Regions from separate parts of the Mus musculus genome. Here region 1 is linked to region 2. A link is a loop called in an ENCODE intact Hi-C map of the cell type or tissue named here. Cell type or tissue: left cerebral cortex. All regions are shown on one strand. Region 1 holds the start of Fam160b2 (family with sequence similarity 160, member B2). Region 2 overlaps Reep4 (receptor accessory protein 4).

Evidence for each region. Peaks named below come from ENCODE experiments on the same cell type or tissue, not always from the same donor. Only the 100,000 strongest peaks of a DNase experiment are listed, where the experiment ranks them.
Region 1: it touches region 2 in a loop (4-fold over the local background); 21 of 42 quality-filtered maps call a loop at or near these places.

The regions. Positions count from the first base shown.
Region 1 is chr14:70,598,572-70,601,071 of GRCm38, forward strand. It overlaps Fam160b2 (family with sequence similarity 160, member B2), which reads right to left and starts at 1,264. Exons shown (of 17, transcript NM_194345.1): 1 at 1,171-1,264. The coding sequence starts at 1,215. In left cerebral cortex, a CTCF peak has its summit at 1,025; DNase peaks (open chromatin) are centred at 807 and 1,319; H3K4me3 peaks cover 1,763 bases; H3K27ac peaks cover 1,808 bases.
Region 2 is chr14:70,548,061-70,550,560 of GRCm38, forward strand. It overlaps Reep4 (receptor accessory protein 4), which reads left to right. Exons shown (of 8, transcript NM_180588.2): 6 at 1-15; 7 at 125-279; 8 at 370-875. The coding sequence ends at 435. Among named protein-coding and RNA genes, the nearest start is that of Reep4, 4.1 kb to the left of the region's middle. In left cerebral cortex, a CTCF peak has its summit at 1,373 (motif pointing right); DNase peaks (open chromatin) are centred at 1,379 and 2,456.

The DNA of each region.
Region 1 (2,500 bases), 51 kb after region 2:
TAAAGAATACAGGGCTACATAGAGACAACCTGTCTCAAACAAACAAACACCAAACACCAAAAACAATGAAGGTTCTGACTGGGGGGGGGGGGGGGGCGTCAGACCTAAGATTGTTTCTCAGGACACAATTTGATAGACTAAACCCATCAATTAGACAGTGTTCTTATACAATGAGAAAAAAATAATTAACTTTTCAAATAGCTTCTTGCAAGGCTGCTGAATGAAGTGACCAGGGACATGCACTTCCAGAAAAAAGGGGCCTAAACACAAACTGAGAGAGAGAGAGAGAGAGAGAGAGAGAGAGAGGAGAGAGAGGAGAGAGAGAAGGTAAAAGAGAGAGCGCAAGCAAGCTAGCTTTGCATGGAAACAACTCTTCCATTCAAAGCCCCTCCGGCAGGCTGAAGTCCCTAACTCAAGGTCAGCTGGCTCAGTGGCTTGAGATAAGCCTGCAGAGGGCTACTTCCGGGTTCTCGCGACCACCCACCCCTGCAAAGGTCTCTATCACCTTCTTCCTGGGACTTATGTCACTCAGGGCTGCAACTCCCATGCTAAGAGGGAACTCAGTGCGGGAACCCCTGCTCCCAGTAGTTGTCTGGCAGCTAAGAGAGGAAGGGGAAGGCTGTTGTCAATCCCAGGTGAGGAGGAATGGAGGAACGTCAGGAACGAGAAAGGAAGGCTGCCGGGCGGAGGAGGAGGCGTGGGGGCAGATCTGGGAGAAAGGGCTGGTGACAAGGGAACCTTTGGGGAGAGAAGAGTTACAAAGCTAGCGGAAGCTCTCGAGGCACAGGGAACGTTAAAGAAGCCGAGCGGAGCGCAGGCTCGGGGGACCGAGTCGCAGGTCAGGGAGTGGGACACAGGAAGCACAACAGGAAGCAGTGCGGAGGCCGGATCGAGGGATCGGGACTCAGGATCAAGGGAGCATGGCTCAGGATCACGAGAGTCGGGCTTAGGATCAGAAGAGCGAGGCGCAAGATCGAGGGAGCCGGTCGGTCTGGAGAGAACCCCGGAGCTAGGCGCTCCTGGCGGCCGCGACGCGGGACTGTACCCGAAGACGAAGCCCGGAAGCGGCGTCGGGGCCAGGGGAGGGGCCCTGCCCAAGGGGCCCGCACCTCACCCGCCCGCCCCCCTGCCCGCGCCCGCCCCTCCGGTCCGACCAGGGCCCGGCCTCACCGCCCCCACGGCCTCCTGCAGCAGTGCCCCGAGCCGGCTCAGCATGATGGCGGCCCGGCCCGGCTCGCGGCCCGGCTCCCGGTGGCGGCGCAGCGGTGGCGGAGGAGGCGGCCCAACGGGCGGGAGGCGGGACCCGGCTCTGAAACCCCGCCCCTGCCGGAGGGCTCGGGGGCGCTCTAAGCCCAGGGCTGGGCAGGTCCTGATGGAGGGCGGTGGGGAGCACCCTGGGAGCTGATGACCTAAGATTCCTTTGAGTAACACCCAGAGACTTCTAATTCCTCGTGCACCCTCACAATCCTACCAACACAGTAGCCCTGGACACACACGGCTCTGGAGTGTTTAAAATGACCTGGCCCTGACAAGCTGTGTCAAGGACACTCCAGAAGGCAAAGACATAGTGGGAAGAATTGACGACATGTTTAAATGTAATGGATTAGGAATATTGGAATAGGTTATGGCTAATATTAATTTCACCCTGTTGTTCAGTACTTTTATAAAAAAAAAAAAAAAGGTCGTTATTGGAAAAGATGTCCTCTAAGGTTTGCTGTTTGATTAGGAATTGATCCGAAGAGTCCCAGCAAAATCTGTCTCATGTCCCCCGCTCTGGAGGGAAAGAAAGCAATTGGGGTACACCTGCAATCAATCCCAGCACTCAGTAGTATCAACAATTCAAGGAGGTAGTGAGATCCCGTACCAAACACATACACACACACACACACTGACACACACACTCCGAACACAAAGATACATGCATACATACACACACACATACCACTCACACAATTACAACACACTGACACCACACACACATACACACACACACCACTGAGAGAGAGAGAGAGAGAGAGAGGTTGAAGACACGAACTGTTTAAAACAAAAACCAAAGCAAACAATAAAAAACAAGGGCTGCATGAGGCTCTTGGTTCAATCCTCAGTATCAGATAAGTAAATAGATAGATGGATAAATAATACATAAATTATATAAAAATTATGTAAATGTATATAGGTATTTACATAAATTATAAATGATTAAATTACTTACATCTATCTTAAATATCCAGGATATCCTAAAACTCACCATTATTTTTGTTCCAAGGCTGGAGATTATAGGCTTGTGTTACCATACCTGGGCTGCACTATAAATTCCAGGCCAGTCTTAGAAACATAGTGAGACATTAAAAACAAGAGTTGGGCCGGGCATGGTGGCACACGCCTTTAATCCCAGCACCCGGGAGGCAGAGGCAGGCGGATTTCTGAGTTCAAGGCCAGCCTGGTCTACAAAGTGAGTTCCAGGACAGCCAGGGCTATACAGAGAAACCCTGTCTCGAAA
Region 2 (2,500 bases):
GTAGACCCCCTATTGGTAAGTGGAAAGAGGGGGAGCTGACCTCTCTGAGGACTAGAGGCAAGCTGGGCGTGACCCTAGGCTTGTATAAGTGCTCAGCTTTGCCCTGCGGGCCTCTCTTTGGCAGGATACCGGCCAGGCGGCCTGCAGGGCAGTGACACAGAGGATGAGTGTTGGTCAGACAATGAGATCGTCCCCCAGCCACCTGTTCGGCCCCGAGAGAAGCCTCTAGGCCGCAGCCAGAGCCTTCGGGTGGTCAAGAGGAAGCCATTGACTCGAGAGGTAAGTGTGTTGGAAGGACGGCATGAGGGGGGTGTGGATGGAGCTGCAGTGCCCACACCACTCAAGGTATACTGGCTTTCTCTTCCCAAGGGCACCTCACGCTCCCTGAAGGTCCGAACCCGGAAAAAGGCCATGCCCTCAGACATGGACAGCTAGAGTCTGCAGATTGAGGCCACCTTACCTCTGGAGCCAGCAGGGGACCTTTCGCTGCTACACCAGCTACCGGGGTTCTGCTCCGTCTGGCTTGTGCCTAAATGGCACATGGCGTGGTACCCTGCACAGGGAGACATTCACTATACCAAAGCAGCCCAGGCCTGGGGCCTATTTATTGCCTTCCTCTGCCTTTTACTTTCTCAGACACGGGACCAGAGCCCCACCAGTCCCTACCGACGAAACCAAAAGTCCAACCAGCTGTGTTCATTCCTTCTTGTCCTTCAAAATACTTGACAGCCTTTTCCAAGGCCTGGTGTGTGTGTGTGTGTGTGTGTGTGTGTGTGTTTACGTACACTAGCTGCATGTTTCGTGTTGGTGAGTGAGGTCAGGCTTATGAATATTTTTATATAAATAAATACCAAACAGTGTTTGGCCTCTCCTAATTTGTCTCTTCACATCTCATATTGTAGCTAACAACTCACTGCAGGCTCTGGCAAAGGGTGTAGAGACTGCTGGAAGATCTCTGTGCCCCATCCCAGCAGCAGTATTCTTACAGTTGCTCCTAGGGATCCTTGTGGAGTTAGGGTAGAGCCTGGTGTATTGGCACAAGCCTTTGATTCCAACATGGTTGAGGGGGAGAGGGCAGGAGGATTTCTGTGAGTCCAGCATGGTTTACATAGCCAGTTCCAGATCAGCTAGGACTAGAGAGACCCTGTCTCAAAAAACAAAAAACAAAGAGTCAGACTGATCTTGAAGGGTCAGTCGGGAATCAGTACTTACAGGAAGAGGCAAAGAGATGGGGAGCCTATAGAAACTGTACAGAGCAAACCTGAGGAGGCAGGCTAGGTCTTCCATGAACCTAGAGGAGCCACAGTTCAGTGAACTCTTCCTGTAGACATTCAGATACGATTAGGGTGAATTTGCACTCTAAGCCACAAGAGGGCAGCAGCTGCCTAGGGCCAGGCTGCCCCCACCTTCCAGGTCAAAGTGGGCGGGGCTCAGAGACGAGCCAACGCCTCACCCTGCTGGGGCCTGGATGCTGATGGGGCAGGCCAAAGGAATGATGATAGCCAATGATAGCCCTTGTCTGATGCTTGCCTTCTCCATCCATAGAGACCCAGGCGCTTGCCCTGGGTTGACTTTAATCCATCTCCTTTGATCCCTGGGTCATCTGCCCCTAAAGTAGGAGGCACGTTGTACCCAGGGTCCTCCCTCCTCCCACCCCATCTGTCCTTCCTTCCCACTTCGGAGTCAAGAGTGCTGGTTGGAGGAAAACTATGAGCTGCTAAATTGGAGTGTCCTGTGAGGATTAACTCTTGGTGTAGGGATTATCTGGGTTTTATTGGAGGGGAAGGCACTTAATCTGTGTGGCTGATTTAGCCTGGCATGGACTGGGGTTCAGTGGCTTTTCTCTATGGCATCCCCTCTGTATGTGATGCTGACTCTTACTGCCTCATTACTTCACCCAAAAGATGTGTTGCTAGGAACTGTAGGGGTGAGGAGACAAGGAAGTAGCCGCTATTACTATGATCCCCATTTCCCAAACAGGCACACAAAGGGCAAATGATTTGCCCAAGGTGGACTAGCTAGTAAGTGGCAGGATTGGGCTTTGGACCAGGCAGTCTGGCTCCAGAGTTGATGTTCTTAATCACTATTCAGTAAATGGGCTGTTCCTTGCCTGGGGGCAGGGGCAGGGAGAAGGAGTCTGGCATGTGTGGGATATTTGTTGCTCGCCTGACCTTGTGCTGAGCATTTCAGAGCTGGTTTCTTTGAATCTTCGCAAAGGGCCTGTTGTCCATCTTACAGGTGAAACGGCTTTCTCCTCTATAGAGGTGCTGCCCGAGAGGTGGGCAAAGTCACTTGGTCCTCCTGGGAGGACTGCTGAAGCCACTGTGCCCTGGCTCTGCAGAGCCCACCTCTGCCCTCCCCCGGCCTGCTTTGTTCTCCTACTCCAACTCATACACCTGTCTCAGAACCCTCTGCGCGCATGCCTCTGCCTTGCCTAGCCACTCACGGAGAGACTTCAGCCTTATTTTTACTGTTGTATCCCAGACTACATGGTTGAACC